2 separate regions of the Mus musculus genome follow, and region 2 is linked to region 1. The links are chromatin loops, found by intact Hi-C in ENCODE. Cell type or tissue: left cerebral cortex. All regions are shown on one strand. Each heading gives the region's core, and the rest is flanking DNA. Links, peaks and the distances in the headings are about the cores only. Region 1 overlaps Scarb1 (scavenger receptor class B, member 1). Region 2 holds the start of Gm40323 (a long non-coding RNA gene).

Region 1 (14,869 bases), core at 1-2,500:
ATAGAAGGCATGTACCCAGACACCAGATCCCCCCAAAACACTCCGTTCTATGACCACCTCCTCCTCCTCTATCCAGCCCATAGCTTTCAGGACCCCAGAGACTGACTGGGTAGAGGCCACTGGGATAACCTGGTCTGTTATCCTGGTGGCTCTAACTTCTTTGCCCACTAGGACGAGGCTGGAAACATTCCCTGTGGCCATTCACCTGCTGGGAGCAAAAGCTAGAGTCCTGCCCTTCACTCAAACTGGCCACGCTCCTATTGTGTCAAACTCTCCTCTTTAGCCAAGTTGGGTGTGAATCTTGGTACTGGCTGTGGCCCCCTGGCACATCTGCTCTGTGTTCTAATCCTGGGCCCTACCCTGCTGCTATTGCTCAAGTCTGCTCCGTGCCTCACCCCTCACCTGGCAGTCAGGCCCAGGCTGCTCTAAGCACCTCCCACACAGTCTTTCTCCTTCCCACCCACCTTCTTCCCGTGTCACTCGGGTGCCCTTGCTCTCTCGCCAGCTCGTATTGCACCAGATGTCAATCAAACTCAAATGAAATGCTTCCTCTGATCCTGATCAGATCCTCCCAGACACTCTCCCTGATCTTCCGTCCCCTCTGGCTCTCCAGCCGCTCTCTGGTACACTCTCTCTTATGCCTTCCTGTTGCCTGCTCATGGCTGTCGATGTTATTTACTGAACCCTCCCCTGCTTGTCTCCTCCTTGGACTGCAAACCCTGTGGCCATGTCCCAGTAGGATATTGGGAGTCAAACTTCTAAGGCCCCTACACAGACGTGGGATCCAGGGCTTGCCTGCGGACAGGAAGTTTCACTCACAACTGCACCTCCGCCTTCCCCTCCTTGTACCAGCAAAAATCCCAGGGCTTGGTTGAACTGGTCCAGCTCTGACCTAGTCATTAGGCTGTGTTAATTGGCCAGGCTGGGTCCCACACACCGCAGGGGCAGCAACAGGCCCACATCACACAGAACTCTGCTGTCAGGAACAGAATTTCAGCTGTGAAAGAGAATCTAAGTGTAGTTGTGTCTGTAGCTTGTTCTTTTGTTTTGTTTTGTTTTGTTTTCCGGAGACAGTGGGTTTAAGTATGCGTGTGCGTGTCGCACACGCGTGGAGGGAGGTATAAACAGGTGCATCGATGGATGGAGACCGGAAGTGAGTGTCTTCCTTCATCACTCTTTGTTTGTTTGTTTGTTTGTTTATTGATGCAGATTTTTCAATCACTAATCCTGGATCTTGGGAGGTCCAGGGATCCACCTGTCTCTGCCTCCCAGTTACAGATGTGGCGCTGCTGGGAACCCGAATTCGGGTCCTCACACTTGCACAGGAGGCTCTTAACTGACTAAACTGTTTTCCCAGCCCCTAAAGCTTGCCCCTTGTAAATCGGGTGAGAACAAGAAAGGGGAAGAGGAACAGGGATTCGAGTGATAGGGAACACGGCCATGTGACCAACAACCCCACAAAGAGGCAACTCTTACCACACCCAACATCTCCCCTTCCTGCTCCTCCTGCCCACTGGCCTGACTTTTGGTCTCTCGGCTCTCTGCCTGGCATTACTGTTTACATAGATGGAGTCACAACTGTTCTTTCTCCCTCGATCCCTGATGCCTCCCATGATGGCTCTCATGATTATATGGTAAATCTGCAAGATAGCGGGTGATAGCCTAGATTGTTGGGTGGTGTTCCATGGTGGGGCTAACTCTGCTTGCCTTACTCCTTCCTGGCTCACGGAGCTTTCTTTTGGCATTTCACCACTACAAGGATGCTTCTAGAACATTCTCGCACCTGCTGTAGGAGGAGTGCACCTGAGTTCGAATTTCTGTGGCATTTTATCTTAAGATAAAGAATACACATAGGTTTCCCTTTCTGGGTCACGAGACTTTCTTGGACTCAGGACTCCCCGTGTTTCCTGTCCTTGTCTTGGGAGCACCTTGGATCTTCCCTGAAGTGGTCCTTAATCACCACGCGGGTAATCCTGAGCAGTTAAGTCTGGATACACGGGCCATAAAGCTATAAATTAATTATACTTATTGCCCGGGTGCGTCTCTCTGAGGGTGTTTGGAAATCAAAAGAAAAGATGAGCCACACCTATTGTTAGAAAGCCACGGGCATGCCACCTGCAGCAGGTCTGTGCTGGCAGCCTTGACATCCTGTTGGAATCTGTGCTTCCAGGTCTGGTTAGGTGGGGGCTTCATCTCCCGGGGATCCATGGCATCCCTCTGAAAGAAATGGGGTTCTCTCTGATCTTTGCTGGTGTCTCCTTTCACAGTATGGTTGGAAGGATGGGTAGGGTTTTCCAAGTAGAAGGCAGCATATCTCAGCGTGACTTTAGAAGGGTCCACAGAGGTGACGTTAGGCCTCAGGGATTGATCAGGTCTCTTTTCTGTTCTGTTGTATCCTTGGTGTTGTGTTTCCATGAGGGCTTGAAGGCCACCCTGAGGATCCTTCGCCTGTCTTTCTGACAGGACCAGGTGTGTCTCTGGAGCCTCGAAGGTGCTAGGGTTCACCTGGACTCTCAGTGATCCGGGTTCTCTGCTGCATCCCTGCCCACGTGCACCTCCTGGCTAGGCCATTTCTCTGCCAAGGCTGTCACAGGTGCAGCACTCTTGTGTCTGACACCTGCACTTGAAGATGCCCATAGCAGCCGGTTCAGGGGTTGGGAGCAAGAGGTAGGGGTTGGGGGCTTCAAGCAGTGGATGTCCTGGAGACCAGACTCGGATGGAACTCAGAGATCCACCTGCCTCTGGCTCCCAATTAAAGAGGTATGCTAGCCTGTCTGGCTTTGGATTTTAAAGAAATGTTTTCTTTTTTTTAAAAGGTTTATTATTTATTTTATTTATGAGTACACCATAGCTGTCTTCAGACATGCCAGAAGAAGGCATCGGATCCCCATTACAGATGGTTGTGAGCCACCATGTGATTGCTGGGAATTGAACTCAGGACCTATGGAAGAGCAGTCAGTGCTCTTAACCACTGAGCCATCTCTCCAGCCCTGTTTGTTGTGTTTTTGAGACAGAGTTTCTTTTTGTAGTCTTAGCTGTCCTGGAACTCACTATGTAGGCCAGGCTGGCCTCAAACTCAGAGATCTCCTTGCCTCTTCCTCCTAGGTGCTGGGATTCAAGGTGTGCACCACCAGACCCAGCTAAAACACAATGCCCCCCCTGTGGATCTGTTGCCCTGGGAGCCTCTTGTGGCCTCCCCAGGGAGACTCAGAACTCGGAACTCCCCAGGCCCTTGTCCTGAGATCTCTGGGTTGAGCCACTTTGGCTGGTTGGTGGTAAAGTCCCACCTCAGGGCCCTGGGTGGGAATATCTCATTGGTGCTGTCCCTTCCATTCCTGTGATGTCAGAGACCCACTCACGTGTACCCCTGAGCTACAATGTCTCCAAAAGCAGTCTGTGTGCCTGGCTTGACATTCAGACTCCGCTTCCACTCCTAAATTCATATGGTGTTAATTTTCCTTTCCACTTTCATCTCCCATGATTCCCTGCTGCACCTCCAGACCTGGAGGGGTGGGGGTGGGGGGTTGAAAATCACGTCCAAGCTCTCACCTCTTGCTACACTCCCACCCGGAATGCCTTTCCCTTGCCGGGTAGCAGCTGCTCTCTCCCTTCCTCCACCCACCCACCCACCCACCCCCAACACTGTAATCGGCCACTCTGGCTCCATCCACCCTTCCCAGGTCCTGTGTGTGCTCAGCTTGGTCCCCAGTGTTAGCATCCCTGCATCCCTGGCACCGAGGCAGGCCAACGTGACGCTCCCGTCTTCTAACGCCTCTCTTCCCCTCCTCCAGGTGCGCCTCTGTTTCTCTCCCACCCCCACTTTTACAACGCCGACCCTGTGTTGTCAGAAGCTGTTCTTGGTCTGAACCCTAACCCAAAGGAGCATTCCTTGTTCCTAGACATCCATCCGGTAAGCTCCGTGTCCTGCTAGTGGCTGGGGCCCATTCCCAGAGATTGCCACTGGCCGCTGGGCACCCGCCCCGCTCCCCCCAATTCCCCAGGACAGAGCGGGTTCCAACTGAGGCAGGGGAGTTCAGTTCCTTCCACAGCGGCTGCTCCTAGAACTTCAAGTCATCAAAGTCTTACTTTACCCCAATTCCAGAGTTCAGTGATATCATTACCTTTTTTATTGGGGCCTATAAAAAGATATAAGATAGTAAATTAATTAAGACCTATCAGCCGGGACGTCTCCTTCACCAGAGACAGATACCCTTGACAGTGTCAAGACACTAAAGACATCATCGTGGGCCAGTGTCTCACAGAGAAATCAGGGGGAGGAATTTGTCCTCTGTTAACTTCTCTCTGCCTCTGGTCACTGTAAGATGTGTCCAGTCCAGGGTTCCTGCCCTACGTGACGCCCTGAAGGCATTCCGTGAAGAACTCTTTTTTGTTTTACTGGGTGGGGATGGAAGCCTGGGTTTTGAACACACAAGGCCCCAGGCTCTGATGCCGAGCTGTGCCTGCAGCTGGCCTTGAACTTGCAAATCCTCCTGCCTCGGCTTCCAGTGTTTCTTCACACCTGGCTCATAGCTGAGGGTTATCGCAGAGGAAGGGTGGGCACATGGGGCACAGTCGTCTGAAGTCTTTCCCAGGTTGTGCCTAGCTCCCCAGCAAGGAACTTGACATAGAGGTGTTTTATATCAGGAAAGCCCCTCAGAATAGGGGGGCCTAGTTGTCGACTGGGGACCTGTCCTGTGAGCCTCTCTCCCTGGGGCAGATCCATGCTTCATCCCAGAGGACGAAGGTGTTTGGTATTATTAACTGTCTATGCAAATGGCACAGTGAGGCCAACACACTAGCTTAGAGAATGGGGCACCCTCACCTCACCCCCCAGAACTTAGGTTCCAAGACCAACACTGGGCACCTACCCTGGACGACTTCTAGGGAGGGTTGCCGGGCCCACCCATGGTATGCGTGGTTATCACATCCATGCCTCTGTCCAAAAGTCATACCAGGTTTCTGGAGGCCTTTGCCCTGGGGGCAGGAGGGATCTGGGCGTCCTGGGCAAAACGTGTCCTGGCCTTCTACTGTGGGTGATTACAATCTGAGAGGTGGCCTCCGGCCTCCCATCAATCTTTCAAGAGTCTCATGATCTGGGCAGGGCTAAAGGCATCAAACGGTGGTCTCTTTTCACCAACCTTTTCCATTCTAGAACTTTCTTCCTGATTTAAATAATACCTGTGAATTCTCCTAGTGATTTTTTGGTTGTTGTTGTTTTTAATTTTATGTATGTGAGTACACTGTCACTCTCTTCAGACACACCAGAAGAGGACATTGGATCCAATTCCAGATGGTTGTAAGCCACCATGTGGTGGCTGGGAATTGAACTCAGCACCTCTGGAAGAGCCGTCAGTGCTCTTAACCGCTGAGCCATCTCTCCAGCGAGATTTTTTTTTAAAAGCATCACATTTTAAAAAGAGAGCTGCAAGCAGGCAGCTCTCTGTGGCTACCTCTGTTAGGGAGCGCCAGGATGCTACATAGTGGGAAACTGGCTCGATTAAACCTACTCACCCTGGACCAGGCCCTTCCTTTGGTTCCCTGGGCTATTAGGAAATGTAAACAGGAGAAAAAAGACATCCTTACTGCGCATGCCCCACACTTGGGAGGCACTGTCTTAGGCAGCTTCGTGAGGGCTGGGAGGATAGCTTAGTAGGTAGGGTGCTCCCCTGCCCTGCACAGAGCCCTGGCTTCCATCCCAGCACCATGTAAAGTTAGGCATAAGCCAGTCCTCAGAAGGTAGAGACAGGAAGATTTGGAGTTCAAGGTCATCCTTGGCTACATAGCAAATTGGAGTCCAACCTGGACCACATGAAATCTGTCCCCAAACGAACATGCAGATGTGGGGGGCGGGGGGTGTCATCCCTCTGGCAACAAGTGTCTAGAGAGGGGATCTTGCGATAGCTGATCCCTTTGGGAGCAGGTATTTCCTGAGGGAGAGCCCAGTGGGTGTGTGGGAAATTTCTAGAAGGGTGGATGCCCCAGCAGGTATTATCTGGTTTAAGTTGGATAAGAAACCCCAGGGCTGGAGCAGGCTGGAGCAGGCTGGAGCAGGCTGGAGCAGGCTGGGAGGCTCCCCACAGGATCTTACATCTCCTCACTGTATTTATGCTCTAGGTCACTGGGATCCCCATGAACTGTTCTGTGAAGATGCAGCTGAGCCTCTACATCAAATCTGTCAAGGGCATCGGGTGAGTGGAGTTGGGACGGGAGCTTCTGAAAGCTTCAGGGGCCAGGAGGTTTCATGCATTGGTGATGCAAGGCACAGGACAGGGCGAGGCCCAAGCGTTGGGATCCAACCACCTCTTTTCCTGGGATTGCATCATTGCTCTGGATGGAGACTCAGACCCAGGCTGCATCCTGACACTACCTCCATCCTCCACGCCCAAGGGCTCTTCTGCCATTAGTCGCATTGGTAATCTTGTCTCCCCCACAGTAGGATGGATTTGCCTGCTTGTATGTCTGTGCACCATGTAAGTGCAAGAGCCGCCGAGGCCGGAAGAGGGCATAGGGACCTGGAGTTAGACGGAGTTGTGAGCCACTGAATGGATGCTGAGACTTGAACCTGGGTCCTGCCAGTGTTCTCAACCACAATTCCCTGGGTTTACTTTATGTTTAGCTTTGTGTAACGTACAGAGTGAGACTGAGAGTCCTCCTGCCCCCATTCCCTGCTTGCCCGGCAGAAACATGGTGGTAGGAGTCCAGCCTTGGGGCTGGAGAGATGTCTTAGCAGTTAAGAGCACTGACGGCTCTTCCAGAGGTCCTGAGTTCAATTCCCAGCAACCACATGGTGGCTCACAACCATCTCTAATGGGATCTGATGCCCTCTTCTGGAGTGTCTGAAAACACTAAAGTGTACTTATGCAAATAAAATAAATAATTCTTTGAACGAAAGGACCCACATGCTGGTCACTCCTCAGCATCGCAGATCACATGCCTGGGAACCACTGAGGAAGAGGTGGACTCTGGGCTTCATGGTGAAAACTAAGTCCGGGAATTGCTGGACTCAGCTAGGCTTCTGTACACACACACACCCTGGGACTCCTGCATGCCAGAAAACACTCTTTCACTGAATTACATCCCAGCCCTCTTCACTTTTTAGGTCTCACTAGATTACCCAGGCTGCCCTTAATCTCTCTGTAGCCCATCATGGCCTTGAACATGCGCCACTTGATCTGACTCATCTGGGCTCTTGAAACCGGAGGCCAAAGTGGGCTGGCCACGGGCTTGAGTTCCTGAGGTCAGCAGCCAAACATTGATTTGCTCCACTGCCTCAAATACTCTTTAGAAATCTTTATAGATTTATGGAGAGGTGTCAGAGACGCAAGCAAATCTTTGTTCTCTGTCCCCGGTGCATTCAGTACTGTCCGCTCCTGGCAGTATCTGTCACGGTAAGGAACCAAAGTCTAGTGCAGCGTTATTGCCACAACTGCAGCTTCTCAGCACGAGATGCCGCCCGCTCACGCCTCACGCCCGGCTCCCGTGGCTGTGATGGGTTGTTTTGTTTTGTTTTTTTCTTTTAATCTTTGTTTCTTGTTGGTGTTGTGAGTTTTGGGATTTTGTTTTGGTTTTTGGAGGGGAAGGTGGTTCATACAGAGGCCAAAAGAGGATGCCATGTGTCCTCTTTTATCCCTCTTCCCTTTCTTCCCTCGCGGCAGGAATTCTCACCGAAGCCCCAGCTAGCTTCTACCTGTCTCAGCCCTGGGGTCACAGGTTCAAAGCCACACACAGCTTTTAGCCTGGGTTCAGGGGTCTCACCTCGGGTTCATTTGCTTGAGCAGCAAATGCTTTCCCCACTGAACCATCCCCAGCACAGTGATAGTTTCTCCTCTAGCTTTTGGGGTGTTAAAGTACTTGCTGGACCTGGGTGTGTGTGGTGCGATCAGGTTCCCCTGTAGATAGTAACAGGGGCAGCCACCCAGGCTTTGGTGGGAGGAGACTCATTATTATTTTATTATTATTGGTATTATTATTATTATTATTATTATTACTACTACTACTACTACTACTACTACTACTATTTGGCTTTTTGAGACAGGGTTTCTCTGTGTTAATAACCTTGGCTGTCCTGGAACTCACTTTGTAGACCAGGTTGACCTCAAACTCACAGAGATCCACCTATCTCTGCCTTCCCAAGAGCTGGGATTAAAGGCATTGTGCCACCACATACACAGATATTATTATTTATTTTTAAAGTTGTATTTATGTATTTTATGAATGAGTGGTCTGTCTGAATGTACACCTGTGAGCCAGAGGAGGGCATCAGATGCCATGATAGATGGTTGTGAGCCACCATGTGGTGGCTAGGAATTGAACTCAGGACCTTTTAACCGTTGAGTTATCTCTCTAGCCCCATTTTTAGTTGTGTTTAGTGTGTGTGTGTGTGTGTGTGTGTGTGTGTGTGTGTGTGTGTGTGTATAGGTGCATGCCACAATGAACATGTGAAGGTTGGGACAACTTTAGGGAGCCTGTTCCACCTTCTGGGTCCCGGGGATGGAACTCAGGTCTTCAGGCTTAGCAGCAAGCACTGTCACCCACTCAGCTGAGCCTTGCCACGCCCCTTAATTAATTTTTTGCATCAGGGTTTCCTGTAGCCCAGGCTAGCCTCAAACTTGGCTAAGGATAGTCAACTGTACGTAGCGTTACAGGCTCCCCTTTATCTTTCTGTCTCATTTTCTTGTGAAGTGGTTTCGACTGAGCGAAGGCCTTTCACATGGTAACCAGTAGCTCTCCCACTGACACCCCAAGCCCCAAACATAGCTCCATTGCGAGGGTCACATCACCCCTGGTCACTCACTTTGTGTCCCATGTTTCCAGGCAAACAGGGAAGATCGAGCCAGTAGTTCTGCCGTTGCTGTGGTTCGAACAGGTGAGTCTATGAAGGTAGAAGGGAGTCTGGGGTCTCTGTATGTTAGCTGAGGCTTTTAGTTCGCTTTGATGCTAATGTTATGTTAACTTCCGGTACCTAAATTTAGCTATTTGTATGTTTAGCCTGCCCATATGTATGTATGTATGGTTATCATGTGAGTGCCCGGTACCCGCAGAAGCCCAGAGAGCATCAGGTCTCCTAGAACTGGAATTACAGATGGTTGTGAGCCGTCAAGTCTGAAACGTGGGCTCTCTTGAAGAGCAGCCAGCGCTCTTAACCACAGAGCCATTTCCAGGTTTTGTTAATGGCCCCTGAGAGGGGGGAGTGGAGATGGAATTCCGCACCAGGCCACCCTGCAGGCATCCTGATCTCGTCGCCCTTCAGGTCCTAAGACTAGATTCTAACCAGCGAAAGAGATGACTGTTAGGCGAGGAGGCTTGGGGCCAGATCCACCTCCCATTAGCCAGTGCCTCATTTCATGGGCGTGCCAACAGCAAGGGCGTCTGGGAAATGTAGTTCTCTTTGGACTTCTAGCCAAAGCGCCCGAGGCTCTCTGTTCTGATTTGGGGCGGGGCACGGCACAGTGGGATGGGTGCCTTGGAGACGCAGCGTGCAGCCCGACCTTTCTTCTGCAGAGCGGAGCAATGGGTGGCAAGCCCCTGAGCACGTTCTACACGCAGCTGGTGCTGATGCCCCAGGTTCTTCACTACGCGCAGTATGTGCTGCTGGGGCTTGGAGGCCTCCTGTTGCTGGTGCCCATCATCTGCCAACTGCGCAGCCAGGTAAGTAGGAGGGGCGGCCACGCCTCGGACTCGGCTCGGGTTTCAGCCGACCTCTGTTTCCTGCAGCTAGCTCTTGTTCTACCTCCTCTCTCGCACCCTGCAGTAACTTTTCTCTACAAGTCCTGGAAGGCCCAGGACCCTCCCAGGTCGGGGCTAGGCTGAGGCTAGGTACCCAGTCATTTGGCCAACAAGTGGGTGCCACTTGGTGCCCGCTCTGGAAAGTGCCTGCCGAAGGTAGAGGTGGGGGGTCAGGGCTGGGCTGGTTAGAGAAGCAAAGGAAAGCCAGGTTAAACCAAACAGAGAAGATAGTTTTTCCCAAGGAAAATGCTCTGGGCTGGAGTTGGGTGTGAGATGGAAGTGGGAGGAGCCACGTGTGGAACCATGAACTTAGATTTTCTAAGTCCAGAGAAAAAAGTGAAAGAAATTAGTTATAAATTTTGCTTGACCCAAATATATCAGCATATGAGGCTGAAGTTTTACATCAGCCATAGAGCACTTGTTTAGCCAGTGTGAGGCCTTGTATTCAGGCCTCAGCGCTGACAGGAAAAAAAAATAATCAAAAATAATGAAAATATTTAAAAAAGAAGAAGAAAAGAAAAGAAGGTCTGGAGAGATAGCTCAGTGATTATGAGCACTTACTGCTTGCAGGGACCCAGGTTCGATTCCCAGCACCTACCTGGTGTTCTGCAACCAACTGTAACCCTTGTTCTGTAACCCTAGTTCTGTAACCCTAGTTCCAGGTGATCTCAAGGCACACACACAGTGCATATACTTGCATGGAGAACACTCATACACATAAACTAATACAGGTGCCTATAATCCCAGCACTCAGGAAGGAAGGAGGCCAGGGGAGAAGGATCCGGTTCAAAATCATCCCTGGTTACATGTAGGGTTTGATCAAGGCCAGCCTAGGATACGTGACATCTTGTCTCCGAAAATCAATTAAACTTCAAAAAAAGAATAGTGTGGGCGACTGGAGAGATGGCTCAGCAGTTAAGAGCACTGGCTGCTCTTCCAGAGGTCCTGAGTTCAAGTCTCAGCAACCACATGGTGGCTCACAACCATCTGTAATGGGATCCGATGCCTGCAGAGCAACAGTGTACTTGTATACATAACATAAATAAATAAATCTTAAAAGACAAGAATAGGGCTGGTGAGATGGCTCAGTGGGTAAGAGCACCCGACTGCTCTTCCAAAGGTCAGGAGTTCAAATCCCAGCAACCACATGGTGGCTCACAACTATCCGTAACGAGATCTGACTCCCTCTTCTGGAGTGTCTGAGGACAGTTACAGTGTACTTACAATAAATAAATAAATAAATAAATAAATAAATAAATAAATCTTTAAAAAAAAACTTTAAAAAGAAAAAGACAAGAATAGTGTGGTTCAGACAGGGGTAGGGGTCACTTCCATAAAGAAAGGATGACTGAGGAATGTAACATCAGGGCATGCAGCCCCTGAAAGCAGGAAGCAAAGGGGTCATGACTAGAACCTTCGTTCCCTTCTGGCCTCAGGAGTACCGGCTCGTGCATGAGATCTTGGGGTTACGACATTGGTCAAGTCCCCTGGGGTGCTTGCTGATAGCTGTAGTTGTGAAGCAGGGAATTTGAGGACAGGACTGTGATCAGCTGTGATTCAAGAGGGCTGCTGTCTGCAAACAGGGGAGCCACTGGCCACCTTTGAACACTCGTACAAGAGCCACTCACAGGGTCCCACCTGAGATGTCCTGGGGCCACAGGCTGGGCTTTCTGTGCGTGCTTGGTGTGTGTGTTGGGGGGGTCTTCCCACCTGCTCTCCTGCAGTCAGCCAGCTGGCTGCCTTTCTTCTTTAAGGCTTGCTTGCTTGCTTGCTTGCTTGCTTGCTTGCTTGCTTGCTTGCTTTGGGAAGAACGGATCCCTGTGGAGTCCCCAGCACCCGGCTTCCCTTTCCAAACACAGGCCCCAAGTCTCTTGTCATCACCAAGGGGTGTCTGGTTGCCTCTGGCTCTCCATGTTGACTGTAGCTATGAGGATCTGGAGGACATCACGGTCTGGGCTTCCGGGCTGGTGTTCCTCCCTGCTGCTGCCCAGTGAGAACTGAGCCAGGCTTTTTCAGTCAACCATTGGAGGAGAGACCCCAAAATAGAAGGCAGGCGTCTCGCTGGGGTCTGGGGGCAAGGTTGTTTGTCCTGCGGGTTTCATCAGAGAGAGGCCAAAGAAGCCTTGTCCTGACAAAGCTAGGCCTCACCTGTGTGTTCCTGTCCTTGAGCATCTGGGGGCGGGGGGGTTAACTGCTTGCTGGTAAAGAACATACTCAGTCATACGCCATTCATAAATCAAGAGTATGTTAATGTTTCCCTCAGATTGACAAATACCATGGACTTGGAGAAGAGGTTAAGAGAGAGATTGTACCCAGTAGGCTCCAGGCCCTAGGTTCAAATCCAGCCCCACCAGACCAGACCAGAGAAATTCAAACACTCAGCAGGCCAGTCCCGCTGTGGCCACCTCCGCCACTCTCTTCCTGTCGGTGACTTTCTGCTTGCCGGACTTCCGGGGCGCTTCGCCCACAGTGCAGGGTGGAACAAGACTCTGCAATCTTGTTCTCTTCTGTCCCTTTGCTTCTGGGGGGACCCAGCGTCACCCCAGTGACACGGCATGCCATATAAACTAGCTTGGTTGTCTTCCAGGAGAAATGCTTTTTGTTTTGGAGTGGTAGTAAAAAGGGCTCCCAGGATAAGGAGGCCATTCAGGCCTACTCTGAGTCCCTGATGTCACCAGCTGCCAAGGGCACGGTGCTGCAAGAAGCCAAGCTATAGGTGCGTACCAGGTAACCCCCCCTCTTCACCCCACCTACTCATAGCCAGTAGACCTACCGTCTCTACCTATAGCATCTTCCTGGATGTTATTCACATGGAGAGCAGTTACCCTCCTGCCTCTCACCCTCCTGCGAGATGGGAATCTTGCCTCGGTTTCTTGGACCCTTTCAGTCATTGACTCTCATTTACAAAGTCCTGTTAGAAGATGACAGTTAGGGCTGGTGAGATGGCTCAGTGGGTAAGAGCACCCGACTGCTCTTCCAAAGGTCCGGAGTTCAAATCCCAGCAACCACATGGTGGCTCACAACCATCCGTAACGAGATCTGACGCTCTCTTCTGGAGTGTCTGAAGACAGCTACAGAGTACTTACATATAATAAATAAATAAATAAATCTTTAAAAAAAAAAAAAGAAGATGACAGTTAGGCCAGTTGCTTCTCAGTGTCCTATCCCCTGCAGGTTGCTAAATACAGGTCCCTGGGCATCCCGGAAAGCCAAGAGACTCTCCTAGCCCAAAAGGTTTGAAAACTTTTTTTTTTTTTGGACTTCAAGGGCATGTAAAAGGACACACTGACTCCAGTTCAGAATAGAGAGACTGAAAATGAAGACGTTTAAACATCAGTTAAGCACCAGCTACATACTCAGTCAGGGCCTGAGGATAGAATTTCATGGTCAAGTACACAGGGTGTGCGACAGACTGCTCAATACAGTCTGAATTTAGATGGAGTCGTGTGTCCGCCCTGTGCTTTGCTGCGATGGGTGGTCCAGGTGGTGAGCCACCGAGTCAGGTATAGCTGGCGTCCTGGTTTACTTAGTAGCCATCTCGCAAGGATCCAGGACCGTACTTCTCCAAGATCTCCAGGTCCTGTAGGGATCAAGGCTCAGGAGAGAGGCTGAGCCCTACAGGGTGTGTCCCTGCCTGGGAAGGGACTGGAAGAGCTGTGGTCCCTGCAATTTGGGGTTAGCAGAGGTGAGTGAGTGTCTCAATAGAAGCTGCTATTTTAGCTTGTGAGCCAACTTGGGTGTGAGCACTTTCTTGGAGGGAGCTGGGGGTGGGGGGTGGAGGCGGGGCTTGGGGGGGCGGGGAGGGGAGGCCACAGCTCAGCTCCTGGAGGCCAGCTGACTATTTGCTGCAATGTCATTTGCTTGAGAAGCAAATAAGGCAGAACTCTGGTGACTGTGTGATTGTCCTGGTGAGTGCCACCTCCCTGGAGGAGGAAGAAGCTCTGCAGCTCAGTGGGTCCCCATATGTCCCTGGAGCTGAGAAAGGGTCCTGCCAGGAAGAGGTGGGGAGATGGTTAGTGTCTGCCAGTCATGGTGATGTTTGGGTATTGCCAGAGTGCGAGGGGACAAATGTAGGCTCCGAGCAGAGGCTCCGCAGTCCCTTTAGCCCAGATGGAGCCCATAGGTACACAGCCATAGCCCTGTCCAGACCCTAATAGAATGAACAAGATTGGGCTTACCTCTTTACTTTCCCAGCTTGGTCTAATCCTCGTTTGGCTTCAAGATTCCCCTGGGTGCCCCCTAGTCCTGGCCATGTGCTAGGGAGGGCAGTGTCCTCTGAGGATCAGCTACAGCACATGGGTCCTTGCATAGGGACCTCACCCTCCCCCCCCCGACCCCCCAGTGCCTGGCTAAGTGAAATTCGGTGGGGCCCCACACTCTGCCATGCACCTGGGTGTGGGGGTGGTCCCTAGAGGCTGCTGCTGATTGCTATAGAATGGAAACAGACGTGCCGCTAGACCAAAGGGTATTATTATATGAATAACGTCCCTCTGGGTGGATGGGCATTTCTGTAAGGCAAGGGGGTTGGGGGTTGGCAGGCAGGGTTGGCTGTCCGGCCAGCTGCTGTGAACACAGTAGCCTTTAAGAAAATGACCTGATCCTCTGCTTCTTTTTGGTCTGTCTCTCATTCTGAATTCTCCTCTGTCAGACACAGTACAGGGAGGAGCCAGGACAGAGGAGGGGAAATCTGCCCACCCGCCCTGGCTGCCCAGAGCCTTGTGGCTTTGTGTGTGTTTTCATGGGAGAGACCAAGCTACAGAGTTAACTCTTGCTTTATTCTCTGGCAACAAGGGCGTTCTGGGCCACTCACGCTGGCTTCGAACTTGTGGACATCCTCCTGCCTCTGTCTCCCGAGTGCGGAGATTCCAAGCATGCACCACTACTGTGCCTTGTGTCCCCTTCCCCATTTTACTTCTGTTTTGGTTTTGGTTTTGTGTTTTGTTGTTTTCGTTTTTTGGGTTTTGGTTTTGGGTTTTTGAGACAGGGTTTCTCTGTGTAGCCCTGGCTGTCCTGGAACTCACTCTATAGACCAGGCTGGCCTCGAACTCAGAAATCTGCCTGCCTCTGCCTCCCAAGTGCTGGGATTAAAGGCGTGCGCCACCACTGTCCGGCCTTTTACTTCTGTTTTTTTGTCTGTCCATTT
Region 2 (15,162 bases), core at 3,070-5,569, 66 kb before region 1:
CAGGCCTCCCCTCAGCAGTATCAGCAATATTTCCCAAGAGGGTCAGAGGCTGTCCTATCTGTCCCCAAGGATATGTCCCCAGGCATTTGGTTCCACCAACCAGAGAGGTTGGCCTCCCAAAAGGACCTCTTCCATATGGCACTGGCTCTATTTCTCGCCCCCTCTTATTACACTCTGGGATGATTAAAGTACAAAACTCAGCACCTAGCACCTGCCCACCTAGCCCGGACCTGTGCACTGCCTCTTGCCTCTCAGACTTTCCCAGTGGTAACAGACCAGACCCTGTCTCAGGCCCTTCTCGTCTACTCCTCTTCTACCCAGAATGCTTATTTATGTTTGTTTGTTTCTGATTTTACTCACCCTTGACGAGTGGGGTGGCATATATGCCTTCAATCAGGTGGATCCCAACGACTTTGAGGACAGCCTGGTTTACAGAGTGAGTTCCGGGCCAGTCAGGGCCAAATAGTAAGACCCTGTCACAAAAAGTAACAACAACAACGAAGGAGCCTCACAGGTGGGCTAATTAGTCCCCAAGATGTCCCCTTCCTAATCCCCTGGACCATGCCACTTCATTTGTGGAACGAGACTATCGTATTTCTTTTCTTTTCTTTTTTTTTTTCTAGCCTATTTTCTCACTGAACTTGAAGACCTTGAGATACCCCATACAAATCTTACCTTCAAAAGTTAATCAATTAAGGGCTGGTGAGATGGCTCAGTGGGTAAGAGCACTAACTGCTCTTCTGAAGGTCCTGAGTTCAAATCCCAGCAACCACATGGTGGCTCATAGCCACCTGTAATGAGATCTGACACCTTCTTCTGGTGTGTCTGAAGACAGCTATGGTGTACTTATTTATAAAAATAAATAAATCTTTCTTTAAAAATTAATTAATTAATTAACTTTACATCTCGACCACAGTTTCCCCTCCCTTTTCTCCTCCCTGTGCCGCATGCCCATTCCCCGCCCCCCCCCCCCCCCGCCCCCCATCCAATCCTCCTCTCTCTTCAGAAAAGGCGAGGCCTCCCAGGGATATCCATCCACCTGCCTTGGCATATCAAGTTGCAGTAAGCAGAGGTGCATTCTCTGATCAGGCTAGAAGGGGCAGCCTAGCAGGGGGGAAAGGTCCCAAGCGCAGGCAACAGAGTCAGAGGTAGCCCCTGCTCCAGTCCCACATGGCGAGCAAGCTACACAACTGTTGTTACATACATGCGTAGGGCATAGGTCAGTCTCATGCATGTTACATGCACACTCCCTGGTTGGCGGTCCAGTCTCCGTGAGCCCCTATGGAGCCAGGCTAGTTTACCTTCCTTGTCTTTTTTTTTTTTTTTTTAATCTTTTTTTTTTTTAAGACTTATTTATTATATGTAAGTACATCATAGCTGTCTTCAGACACTCCAGAAGAGGGCGTCAGATCTCATTACGGATGGTTGTGAGCCACCATGTGGTTGCTGGGATTTGAACTCAGGACCTTTGGAAGAGCAGTCGGTGCTCTTAACCGCTGAGCCATCTCTCCAGCCCCTTCCTTGTCTTTTTTGTGATTGGTTTATTTTGCTTTTCCTCAGGGTTCAGCCACATTATAGTTTCCTTTACAAGGCTGAGTAATATCCTACGGTGCTAATCTTCTCAGTCATCCATTGGGAGGCTCTTGGGTTGGTGCTAGTCTCTGGTTCGTAAATAATACGGCCATTGACACGATGCACAGATGTGTCCTCGATACCTTATATGGTAGACTTGGTGACCGTGTGGGGAACCCCCTGACAGAAACAACTTGATGGACAAAGGTTTGCTTTGTTTGTGGTTTCAGAGGTTTCCGTTCATCGTGGAATTCGTGTGCAGGGAGCGGGTCATCCAGGCGGAACCGGAAGCAGTGACAGGAAGTGCCTAAGGCAGAAACAGCCCCAAGGATGAGTTCCAAGCATTTGGTTCCACCAACCAGGCCCCGTCTCCGAGAAGGGTCTCCTAAGTTCAAGTCCATCCGTGGGTTAAAACCCTGATCAGTTCAGAGTCCTTAAGAGCTAACCAGTTCTGGAAACTCCCTCACGGACACACCCCAAGGTGGCTCCACTAATCTGTTAGGCATTCCTTAATCCAATCAGTTCGGGTCACGGGTCATGACCAGCTGGGGCACCTGGCCACCAGCACGGACAGCTGTGCGACCAGAAGGAGGAAAAAAAAGTCTATGTCCCCAAAGGTTATGATTGAAGTGAACACGTGAGACGGGGAACGGGATCCAGACCAGTGCACTGCGCATGAGCAGAATGTTTTCCTGGCCTCAGTCCTAAGTACAATCTGCCAACTGTTTGTGTTGCAGCAGCTTCACAGTGCCAGGAAGAATAAGCAGTCAGGATGTGAATGGATGCATGAAAGAGCACGTGTGGGGCCAGCAAGAGGGCTCACTGGGTCTGGGTGCTTGCCACCAAACCTGATGACCCCAGTTCAGTCCCTGGGACCAGCAGGGTAAAAGGGGAGAACTAACTCCTGTAAGTTTGATCTCTAATCTTCTATATGTGTACCTTGGCATGTGTGCATGTCCATACAGATATATCTCTCTATATATTTATATATATTAGATATAACACACACACACACATATATATAAAATATTTGTTTTTCGAGACAGGGTTTCTATGTGTAGCTCTGGCTGTCCTGGAGCTCACTCTGTAGACCAGGCTGGTCTCGAACTCAGAAATCCACCTGCCTCTGACTCCCAAGTGCTGGGATTAAAGGTGTGCGCCACCACCGCCCAGCAACACATATATATTTATATATGATATATAATATATAAACATATATGTGGTGTGTGTGTATATATATATATACACATATATATATATATACACATATATACACATATATATACTTACACACAAACATATTGTATATATACACACATATACAGGTATATGTCATGTGTATATATTATACACATATTACATGTATGTGTGTATATGTACATGTATATGTATGTGTATATGATAGAATTCCACTATATAGATCAGGGTGGCCTTGAACTCATAAAGATCTGCCTTCCTTAGCCTCCTGAGTGTCAGGACTGCTAGGTTATTCACTACTATGCCTGGTAGAAATATAGCCCTCTGAAAACAAAATTTATTGTGCATGTGTTGGGGGAAGGATGTCTATCATACCCAGATTACAACCTAGGGGAGTTGGTTCTCTCCTCTACCATGTGGGTCCCAGGATTGCTGAGGATATCCTAGCTCTCAGAGGGAACTATGCTGTCATGAGATAATCCTTTCTCATGGGAAACGGCATGAGAGTAAAATCAAACCTTCCGTGACTTCATGCCCTAGCCTGAGATCCGGCCACAGTTTTAACCATAACCCTTCAGGAGGTGAGTGGGTCCTGCCAGGAGAGCTCACCTTAAACGGGAGCCTTTTGTTGTTGTTGCTGTTGTTATTGTTGTTGTTTTGAAACAGGGTTTCTCTGTGTAGCCCTGGCTGTCCTGGAGCTCACTCTATAGACCAGGCTGGCCTCAAACTCACAAAGCTATCCCTGCCTCTGCCGCCTGATTGCTGGGATTAAAGGTGTATGCCACCCCTCATCTTAAGACTTAGGTGTGGCTCAGTGGTTAGGAGCACTTGTTGCTTTTGCAGAGGGCCAGAGTTCGGTTCCCAGCACCCACACAGAGGCTCACAATCACCTGTAACTTCAGTTCTAGGGGATCTGAGGACCTCTTCTGGCCCTGGAGGGCACCAGACACACACGAAGTACATATATACATGCAGGCGCTTATAAGCACACATAAAATAAATCAGGATCGGAAAGATGGCTCAGAACCGGGCATGGTGGCGCACGTCTTTAATCCCAGCACTCGGGAGGCAGAGGCAGGTGGATTTCTGCAGAGTGAGTTCCAGGACAGCCAGGGCTATACAGAGAAGCCCTGTCTCGAAAAACAAAAACAAAAACAACAAAAAAAGATGGTTCAGTGGTTAAGGGCACTGGCTGTTCTTACAGAGGACCCAGGTTCAATTCCCAGCATCCTCATGACAGCTTTACCTCTAGTTCCAGGGGATCCCATACCCTCACATAGACATACATCCAGGCACAACACCAATGCACAAAAATAAAAAACAAATTATTTAAATAAAGTAATAACTTTTTATTTTGCTCTGTTTTATTGGTTTTCAAGACAGGGTTTTGTGTGTGTGTGTGTGTGTGTGTGTGTGTGTGTGTGTAAAACAAACCCTGGCTGTCTTGGAACTTGATGTATAGACTAGGCTGGCTTCGAACTCAGAGATCTGCCTGCCCCTGCCTCCCAAGTGCTGGGATTAAAGGTGTGTGTCACCATCACCCACCCGGCTCTAATTATTATTTTTTAAGTGCAAATTTAGTGGTGTGATCTTGGACACATTCTAAAACCAACCATTAGAAGAACAGTATGCACTGTTAACCACGGGGCCCTCTCTGCAGCCCCTTATAGTAGCTGGCGTGCTCCGAACAAGTTCTGCCATTGAACCACATTGAGCAATGGCTCTGCTCTGGATCACCTCTGGATGTCTCCCCTGCTGGTGTGAATGATAGAGTTCCTGTTTGGCTCTGTAAAGAGGAACTCAATTCTGCCTGGCGCCCTGTGCTGGTAAGGCTCTGATTTTACTTCTTCATTTCTCAAGTCCATAGGATAACAAATGAGGGGGAGCCGGAAGCAATGGCACATGGGGGATGATTGGATCTGTGATGCAGCCCCGCAGGACTGTTATCAAAGGAAGAGGAAGCTGGGGGGTGTTGGGGGGCTGTTTCTAGAGTGCTCCCCAACCATCGTATTCCTGTTTCCTTTCACTTTCAGAGATTCTAAGTTCTGGGGATTACTCATTAAAGTATTTGCTATGCAAACATGAAGACTTGTGTTGCTTCCTCTGTCCCGCCCCCCCAACTCATGTTAAAAGCCAGGCATGGGGGCCCATGCTTGTAATCTCACGGCTGGGGAAGTGGACAGGAGATTCCCTGGGGCTCCCTGGTCAGCCAGCCTGGTTAGCTGACCAAGTTAGCCTGAAACTTTCTGCGGTTCCAAACATTGAGGGCTGGGATGACATGCTGGGGCAACCTCGCTCAACTGCAAAACCTGAAAACTTGTCCTTTCAGACTTACAAAACCAGGCACTGGAGTGGAACCGGCCATAGTGTGTGTGTGTGTGTGTGTGTGTGTGTGTGTGTCCGTCCCGGAGCCTTCAAAGGAGACCTATATAATGTGAGCTAAGACAAGACATGATGGAGAGGCCCTGGGTCTGGAATTAAAAAAAAAAAAAAAGAAGCACAGGTTGGATTTAAAACAGCAGAAAGTAAGCCGGGTGTGGTGGTGCACGCCTTTAATCCCAGCACTCGGGAGGCAGAGGCAGGCAGATTTCTGAGTTCGAGGCCAGCCTGGTCTACAAATGAGTTTCAGGACAGCCAGGGCTACACAGAGAAACCCTGTCTCAAAAAAAAAAAAAAAAAAAAAAAAAAAAAAAAAAAAAAACCCAGCAGAAAGTGACCAGGGGATTAGAACTCTGAGCTGCAAACTTCTTAGTATGCACTGAGTCCTGGGTTTGACCCTAGCACCACATAAAACAGTGGTTCTCAACCTTCCTAAAGCTCTGTGTGTGTGTGTGTGTGTGTGTGTGTGTGTGTGTGTGTGTGTTCTCGAGACAGTGTTTCTCTGTGTAATAGCCTTGGCTGTCCTTTGTAGACCAGGCCTCGAACTCAGAGATCCAACTGCCTCTCTCTCCCGAGTGATTAAAGGTGTGTACCACTATGCTTAAACAAGCTGTGACCTTTTAATACTGCCTCTCTCTCCCGAGTGATTAAAGGTGTGTACCACTATGCTTAAACAAGCTGTGACCTTTTAATACAGTTCCTCATGTTGTTACTTCATAAATGTAATTTTGCTACTGTTGTGAATTGTAATGTAAATATCTGATATTTCCAATGACAAAAATACCAGATGTGCTCCCCAAAGGGTCATGACCCACAGGTTGAGAACTGCTGAAACAAAACCTACACTACTAGCACAAGGAGGTGGAGGCAGAGGGATGAGAAGTTCAGGGCCAGCCTGGGCTATATAGTGAGTCTGAAGCTAGCCTGGGCTGCAGGAGACTTTGTGTCAAAAGGCAAATAAGTACAAATCCAGGAACCTGCTGAGTAGTTGTGGTTCACAGTTTTTAAGCCAGTGCTTGGGAGGCAGAGGCAGGCAGATCTCTGAATTTGAGGCCAGCCTGGTCTACAGGGCAAGTTTTAGGATATCCTGGGATTTCATAGAAACTGTGAATGGGAAAAAAACAAAAACTGGGCTTGCTCACTGTAAGAACCCAGGGTCTGAACCTTGGCTCCCCCTTTCCCTTCCTGCCACCCTGAAGCTTATCTAAGTCACTGGCTCTCAACCAGTGAGTCTTCACCCCTTTAGGGGTTGCCTAAGACCATCGGAAAACACAAACATTTATATCACTATTACTAACAGTAGCAAAATTACAGTTGTGAAGTGGCAACCAAAATAATTTTATGGTCGAGGGTCACCATACATGAGAAATTGTATTAAAGGGTCGCAGCATTGGGGTGCTCTAAGGGTTTCAGGACTGGTGGAGGATCAGGACCATCTGGCTTGCAGATGTGCCTCTCCGGTCTCCCCATGACTGACTCTCAGCCTCCAGGAAAGGATGTTCTACTTAGGGGCACAGGGAGGGGTGGGGTTGGTTGAGCGCAATCTGGTTCAACATGGTTCTCACCTCAATCTTGTCTACAGAACCCTATTCAAAATGTAGGAATATCAGCGATGCCAGGCAGGACGTGGACACATTCCGTAGGGTTACGGGGACAAGGTTCTTCAGAAAATTCCAGAAAGAGCAAAAGCAGAGGAATTGGCGTAGCGGGGAGGGGATGCAGGCTGAGAAGCACCCTGGTAGCCCTCTGCTCTGGCTCCCATTAATTAAAACTCCTGGGTCTCAGAGATAGGGACGAGCTGGCGCCAGCTCTGGAGATAGCCGCAAGGGTCCTTTGCCCTGGTAAATAGTTTGCTGCGCTTCCTCCCTCTCACCTGAACACTCTTCCGGCTCTATGAAGGGCAGTTGGGGACTGGGGTGGGAGGGGTTAGGAGGGGGCAGGGAGGGAGCGCTTGCTGGGTGTCACCTGAGAGCCAAGTTCTATTTCAAGGTCCAGGGACCCTGGAGCATCTGTAGCGGTTCCAAGTCATAGCTACCTCGTGGGAAGGATGTACTGGAGCCAGAAGGGAGCCAGAGAGCATGGGCATGATGTGTGTGTGTGTGTGTGTGTGTGTGTGTGTGTGTGTGTGTGGCCTTCGTGGGAGGAACACCCTCCAGTACCCTCAACCCCTAGGGGGGGAGGCGTTGTGACTCACAGGTATAGGAGATGGCTGAGTGACACCTTGGGCTACCTGAGGAGGGAGTCAAAGCCTCTTAAGGGGTTTTCAGAATGACACTTGGCCCCTGTGTTGGCCCCTAGACCCTGGGGTTTTCAGAGGGCTGCCAAAACACGGAGAGCCCCCAGGGATGGTATCAGCACTACACTTTCTTGCCTTTCAGATGGCAAATCAGATACCGTGGGTTCACAAAGCCTCACCAGGTCCTCCCTCCCTCCTCTCGCTTTCTCTCTTCCCTCCCTCCCTCCCTCCTTTTTGAGACCTGTGAAAAGGCAAACAGCTCAGGTTGTGTTGATATGAAACAGAAGGCACAGCGGCCATAGCTGTGCTTTCCAGACAGGCTAGAACTGAAGCGTGCAGAGATATTGCCATGGAAACCTTAAGGTCTTTTCCCCCATTTGAAGCAGGGGCAGGGCGTGTTGAGGCTGCTTGTGGGACCAGGAGAGGAGTGTGGTGTTGGGACAGGGTGTGACTGGAGCATCTTTTTGCAAAAGGGCCACAAAAGGAAGCAGACTTGTTTCCCCTGGGGACACTCCCTCAGCCATGTGACAGTCACATGGTCACCTGCATAAGCTGGGATCAGGGAGACAACAGCTGATGCATCCCATGTTCCCCTAGCCTGTTGGAAACAATGTGGCCCAGCAATGGGCCCTGTGTGTGAGCATCTAGGGATCCATTTGGCATGACCTCATCCTGCCCAAATCGACATCCTTGCACCCAAGCTGGGGAAAGTGCGCTGTCACTGGCTTGCAGAGACAGGTTTTGAACCTGTTTCCACCTAGTGCCAACCCTGTGTCTCGACCAGGTGGCCTGGAACAGCTCTTCCCTCATATTCAAAACACCACAGAGGGAAACTGACCTCTGGTATGCTGGATTTCACAGGATAAGGGCAGGTACTGATCCCAGTGCTCTCTCTCTGAGCCCTGTGACCACAGCCTTCTCCTCTGGCCTAGCTGTTCTGTGATGCCCACACCAGTGTGAGACAGGCGGTTCTGGCTTTCACAGGCTCTAAGATGCCAGGGAAGAGGCAGCCAGGACAAGAGTGGAGGTAATCTGGGTTGGGAAGAGAATATCGCTCGCTGTAGCAAAACTAGGTTGGGGCTGGGAAAATGGCTCAACTGGTAAAGCCCCTCCCCCTACAAGCCTGATTCAGTCAGACCTCCAACACACACATACAAACTGGATGCTTGCATCTCCAACGGAGCATGCTGGGATTGCAGACATGCCTCTGGAAGGCAGCTAGCCTGGTGTATGAAGCAGTGTACAAAAGACCCTGTTCAAAGAAAGTGAGAAGGGAGGCCTGACACACAAGATTGTCCTCTGACCTCCGCACGTGTGCTTGTACACACATGTGCAAGTGTTCACACAAAAACTCCAAAACATACACATCTAACATATACACAGATTGAAAACAGAATAGATGAGCAGTTCCGAGGAGCTTACAACAGAGCTTACAGGCCGGGCTAAAGTCTTTATGATTGAGCTTGCGCGCAGGGATCCACATACGGACTCCCTCTTTGATGAATTTGTTAATTTCCTTAAACGGGGTCTGACTATGTAACCCAGGCTAGCCTCCGACTTTGAGCACTCCTTCTTCCTCTGCCTCCTGAATACCGGAGTTATAGGCCCATGCTACCACAGGTACAGCCTGTGCTGACCTCAAATTCAGTCCCTCTGCCTCAGTTCTTGGCCCCTAGCTAGAATTACAGGGGTTTGCTGAGACTCTCATTCCTCTCTTTCTTACAGCTGGCCATCTGTGTCTGCGTGTGCTGGATGGTCTTGTGTCAACTTGACACAAGCTAAAGCCATCCATGAAGAGGGAACTTCAATTAAGAAGCTGCCTCTATCATATCTGAGCATAGGCAAGCTTGTAGGGTGTTTTCTTAATTAGTGACTGATACTGGAAGGCCTAGTCCATATTGGGTGATGCCATCTCTGGGCTGGTGCTCCTGCGTTCTATAACAAAGCAGGCTGAGCAAGCCATGGGGAGCAAGCCAGTAAGCAGCATCCCTCCGTGGCCTCTGCATCAGCTCCTGCCTCTAGGTTACTGCCCTGTTTGAGCTCCTGTCCTGACTTCCTTCAGTGCTGATAGACACTGCTGTGGAAAACTAAATAAACTCTTTCCTCCCTAGCTTGCTTTTTGGTCACGGTGTTTCAACACAGCCATAGAAATCATAAAACAACAGGTTTCATAGGCTGGTGGTGCTGCACGCCTTTAATCCCAGCACTTGGGAGGCAGAGGCAGGAAGATCTCTGTGAGTGAGGCCAGCCTGGCCAACAGATTGAGTTCCAGGACAGCCAAGGATACACAGAAAGAAATCCTGTCTTGAGAAAACAAAAACAAAAAAACCAGCAGGTTTCATTTCAGGAGGATATAACTAGTTCTGGGCCAATCACCTGCCGTGTTGGATGAGATCTTTGTATGCTAACACCTGACTGAGCTTGGGAAACAGTTCCTGTGAGTATCAGGAAAACAGCATCTGACAATATAATTTTTCTCATTGTATGTATGCACTTGGGTGTGGTGGGTATGTGCACATGAGTGCAGTGCCTGTAGAGGCCAGAAGAGGGCAGTCAATCCCCCGGAGCTGGACAGTTGCTAGCCCTCATATGCTGGGAGTTGAACTCACATCCTCCGGAAGAGTGGCCAGCCAGTGCTCTTAACCACTGAGCCACCTCTCTACCCTTTAGAAATTACTTTGTAGAAACAGAGTGTGACTCTGTGGTAGACCTGTGGTTAGTGGTTAATGTGTTCAAGGTCCGAGGCTTACGTACTTTTTTTGGCATTGACATACTTTGCCTATTGGTGACTATCTTTGTCTGTTTCCACTCTCTGGGATACAGAGCCTACCTAGTACTCACCAGGCCCTGCCAGGATGAAAAGGAGACAATAGGAAAGCATTTGGGAAAGCTACCAACTGTGCCTGTGCCGCTAGTTCTTGTTACCACACTCGCCTAAAATTCTCTGGAAAAGCAAATTCTCCCCATGGGTGTCCAGAGCCCAGCACTGTCCTGAGCAAGGAAGGTGCTCTGTGAACGGTCGAACGGATGAAGAAGCCGAACAAGCAGCTGCCTCCACCTACATCCAGTGGGATGCCCCGGAGCAGAGACCTAGAGAGTACAGGATGTTAACGAGGAAGACTGAGTCCCGAGGAGAGGCAGCAGCTCCAGCCATACCAGTTTCAGGCTTTTGACGAAGATCCACGTGCCAAAAGCTCTGGATCAGAAGAAGGCTACTGTCTTTTCAGTAAGTACCTCACCTAGGCAGCCAGCATCCAACAAGGGAGGTGTACGAAGGCCTGTTTTAAAGACAGAGTCTCATGTAGCCCCTGGCTGGCCTTAAACTGGGATTATGGCCTTCTGCCTCCACTGCCCAAGCTCTTGGATTACTGGCATGGGCCACCATGCTAGGCTTGCAAACTATGTTTTTATTGGTGGGGGTGGGCTGCCCCAGAATTCCTCCAACATTTTATTGGTCAGAACTTGGTCACGTGTCCTCTCCTCAACTAATCGGAGTGAGAGGCACAGCATTAGCCAGGTTGATCTAGACAATGAGGGTGTTTTCCTGTTGGGGACTTAGGTTCCTCTTTTCTGAGCCTATCTGACTATGGGGAGAAATAAACCTGCAAGAAAGGAGAGGGGCCGGGCAGTGGTGGCACATGCCTTTAATCCCAGCACTTGGGAGGCAGAGGCAGGCGGATTTCTGAGTTCGAGGCCAACCTGGTCTACACAGCCGGGGCTACACAGAGAAACCCTGTCCAAAAAAAAAAAAAAAAAAAAAGAGGAAGGAAGGAAGGAGAGGGAACAGAAGTAGCTACGGAGTGTGTGTGTTTGTAATCCCAGCAACGGAAACTGAGGCAGAAGGATTGCCATGAACTCAAAGCTAGCAAAGTCCTGTCTTAAAATATAATAGAAAAAAAAAAAAAAAGAAAAGAAAAGAAAGAAAGAAAAGGAAGGCTGGGGTCAGGAGTGGTGGCGCACTCCTTCAATCTCAGCACTCGGGAGGTCAGCCCTCTGGAGGCCATTCTTTGAGTTCGAGGCTCTCTACAGTAGAGGGAGTTCCAGGACAGCCAGGGCTCTATATACAGGGAAACCCTGTTGCAAAACAAACAAAAGGAAAGAAAACCAAGCCTGAGAAGGTAGTTCAGGGATACAGAGCCTGCCTAGCACTCAGGAGGCCTTGCCAGGATGAAAAGGAGACAATCGGAAAGCATTTGGGAAAGCTACCAACTGTGCCCGTGCCGCTAGTTCTTGTTACCACACTCGCGTAAAATCCTGAGACATATTTGCCCTCCCAGTGATGTGCAGTACTGAGCCCTCCATTGCGGATCAGCAGTGGCTGTCCCAGGGTCCAGTAATGCTGTCTCATCGCAGTTTTGCTGTGTCAGATGACTGCAGGAGCCTGTGATGTGCCCTCAGGCATCCTGGGGGACCCCCTCACCCGGCACCTCCTGCACAGAAAGCAGCCAGGGCAGTGACTGCTGTCAGTGGAATGTGACACAGGGACACAGGGGGTATAAGGGCTCAGTGAGTCATCACATCTGGATCCTTTGGGACAGGGTCTGGCTTGTTAAGTGTAAATGACTGAAGCCTTAATCCCAGCACGCAGGGGACAGAGAGGTAGGCAGATCTCTCTGAGTCTGAGGGCTGTCTGGTGTACAAAGTGAGCTCCAAGACAGGCCAAGGCTGTGTAAAGAGACACTGTCTCAGAATTCAAAACAGCAGCAGCAGCAACAACAACAATAAAAGTGATTGTCTTCATTTCTTGGTCCTGTGATAAAAAAAAGACCCTGTTAAAAGCACCTTAAGGAAAAAAAAGGGGTCAGGCATGGTGGCGCATGCCTTTAATCCCAGCACTCGGGAGGCAGAGGCAGGCAGATTTCTGAGTTCGAGGCCAGCCTGGTCTACAAAGTGAGTTCCAGGACAGCCAGGGCTATACAGAGAAAGCCTGTCTAGAAAAAACAAACAAACAAACAAACAAAAAAAAAACCAACCAAACAAAAAAAAAGTAAAAGGGCTGGAGAGATGGCTCAGCGGTTAAGAACACCTGACTGCTCCTCCAGAGATCCTGAGTTCAATTCCCAGCAACCGCATGATGGCTCACAACCTTAAGAAAAAGAAGATTTGTGAGTCTGAGGGTGTTAGTCCATCAGGTGGAGAAAGTCCTGACTCTGGACCAAGAGTCAAGAAGCAGAGAAGCAGAGACCAATGACTTCTGGCATACAACTTTTTCTCTCTGACAGTCCACCACCGAAGCAATGGCGTAGCCCACAGTTGGGGGAGGACATTCTACCTCCATTAACCCAATCAAGATAATCTCTTATACACATGGTCAGAGGCTAACCCATTCTAGATAACCCTTCCCAGGATATAGCTATGATTCAATAGCTTAGTCCAGGTGGCCAGGACCCAGTTAGGTCCCCCAAATGACCAGGTGTGTTTTGGACCAGGGAGTTGGCATTCCCTCTTATCCCATAGGGCCAAACTACTTCCCTGCCCACTCACCATAGCTTTCAGTGTTGGCTATAAAATAGTTCCCAAGTTAAAAATTGGCTTCATGGAGGCCTCCAGATCCTCACTGGGAGGAGCCTGCCTATATCCCACCCCTTTGCAGCTTCACACCTGCACCCCCATGCCTGCACCCGCAGCTATTCCCTCCTTGGGCTAAGAGTAAGATGAGAACACCTCTTCTCCCTCCGATCCCTTCAACCCAAATGCTGTATTGACCTGCCTCTGAAAGGGGAAGTAGATAGCGTCCCCACAGCTGGTGACTGTCATCCCACTCTTAGGGTGGCAGTGGGGAGGATCTTTAGTGGAGGCTAGCCTGGGCTACAGAGTGAGATTCTTCCTCTCTCAAAACAAAAACACCCAGACCAAACCAAACCAACCAGCCAGCTGGTGGCCTGAGGGGCCATGGAGGGACTCCTGGTAGAGGAGGGGGACAGTGGGCATGTTTCTCCTTCTCCACAGTTTTGGAACACCCAGGTCACAATAACGATTACTCCTGAGTGAGTGCATCTCTTGGGACAATGTAGTATTCATTTCTTCCACATCCAATTAGTTGAAACAATGGTCACACTGTCTGTCTGAGAATGAAGAGCAACACTGGCTGTTGTCTCATCTAGTGACCCAGAAAATGCCACAGAGTGTTGGGAGGCAGAGCCCACTGTCCCTCTGTGTCCCCTCCGCTCTCCCAGGCTATGTCCACCCTGAAGCTGGAAGGCCTGGAGGCTGCAGGGTACGTGATGGACAGGCTTGGTGGTCCAACAGTATCATCTACTCAACATGTTCTAGAATTCTCCCCTTGTCTTTAGCGGCCTCCGTGATAAAGTCGATAGACCTTCCTTCAAGTGAACCAGACTACGGGCTAGAGAGGTGGTTTAGCAGTTGACAGCACTGGTTGCTCTCGCAGAGGACCCAGGTTCAAAGCCCAGCACCCACATAGTGGCTCATGACTGTCTATAACTCCAAAGGATCCTAGCCCTCTTCTGACCTCTGTGGGCACTTCACATATGTAGCACACAGATATACATGGAAACACATACACACATGAGTACAAATTGTAAATTTTTTGAGAGAAAGAGACTGGGGGTGAGAGAGAGAGAGAGAGAGAGAGAGAGAGAGAGAGAGAGAGAGAGAGAACAAGGAACTAAGTCATTGTCCAGTACTATCCTTCTGGCCAGGTACAGTTGAGATTCCCTACCTCTTAGTGTCTTTCCAGGTAACCAGGCATGGTTTTGTAATGGCCTACATGACCTAGGGCCACTCGATCTTACATTCCTTCTCAAGCAGAGGAAGGCTTAACTCAGAACAGACGTCAGCAATGCTCACACTCATCCTACAGACAGAAACGCAGAGCCGCTCTTACAGATAGCACAGGGACCCTGAGATAACCGCGGCTAGAAAGAGGGTTTCAGGCTGCCTCACATGACATAATCCATGGGAGAGGGTTACATAAACTTTTTATTTGTAGCTGTTTGGGTGTGCACCATGCAGGTGCAGTTCTGGAAGAGGCCAGACGGGGGCGCCAGGTCCCCTGAACTGGATTTACAGATGGTTATGAACTGCCTGGTGTAGGGTGTGGGAATATGAACAAGGCGGCCCTCTGCAAGAACAGTAAGTGCTTTTTACCACTGGGCAGAATTCTATTTTGTTTTGCCATTCCTTCATCTGTTGATGAACAATGAGGTTGACGCAAATTTTTGCTATAATGAAGGAAGGGCAGCCAAGTAGTGTCTTCTTGTCTCCATCTTGGTGGGAAGCCAATCTCATGGTGACTGTGTAGCTCAGCATCCCATGGGGACTCCCTCGAACAGGCACCTTCGTCCGAGACAACTCATCTCTGTACTGGCCTCACCCAGGAGGAAAAAGATAGCACAGGTCCTGAAACCAGGGCAAAGGTGAAGTCTAGCTGGCAGTCCCAGGAAGAGGGAAGTCCCTGAGAGAGGAACACAGGGGACATACGGAGGCAGCTCTCTGTGATTTGCACTGTAACAGAGTGCTAGAAGTATTTGTTTGGTATTGGTTGTTCGTGAGATTGGGGGGGGGGGGTCTCACGATTTAGCCTTGGCTGGAATTCATTAGGTAGACCAGGATGCCCTTGAACTTAGTGCTGGGATTAAAGGTGTGTGTTACTACATTCTGCTTAATACTATGTTTTCTTTGTTAGTTTTTGTTGGGGGGGGGGTTCGAGACAGGGTTTCTCTGTGTAGCCCTGACTGTCCTGGAACTCACTCTGCAGACCAGGCTGGCCTCGAACTCAGAAATCTACCTGCCTCTGCCTCCCAAGTGCTGGGATT

Evidence for each region. A loop is a pair of places that touch in the nucleus more often than their neighbours do. Peaks named below come from ENCODE experiments on the same cell type or tissue, not always from the same donor. Only the 100,000 strongest peaks of a DNase experiment are listed, where the experiment ranks them.
Region 2: it touches region 1 in a loop (2.4-fold over the local background); 10 of 42 quality-filtered maps call a loop at or near these places.

Annotation. Positions count from the first base shown.
Region 1 is chr5:125,278,678-125,293,546 of GRCm38, reverse strand. Scarb1 (scavenger receptor class B, member 1) reads left to right here. Exons shown (of 13, transcript NM_016741.2): 8 at 3,792-3,910; 9 at 6,115-6,188; 10 at 8,815-8,866; 11 at 9,502-9,648; 12 at 12,314-12,442. The coding sequence ends at 12,442. Among named protein-coding and RNA genes, the nearest start is that of Gm32701, 17 kb to the left of the region's middle. In left cerebral cortex, for the core only: no CTCF peak of the experiment used is centred there; no DNase peak of the experiment used is centred there.
Region 2 is chr5:125,347,861-125,363,022 of GRCm38, reverse strand. Gm40323 (a long non-coding RNA gene) reads right to left here and starts at 1,845. Exons shown (of 4, transcript XR_868514.1): 1 at 1,716-1,845; 2 at 361-473. In left cerebral cortex, for the core only: no CTCF peak of the experiment used is centred there; a DNase peak (open chromatin) is centred at 4,571.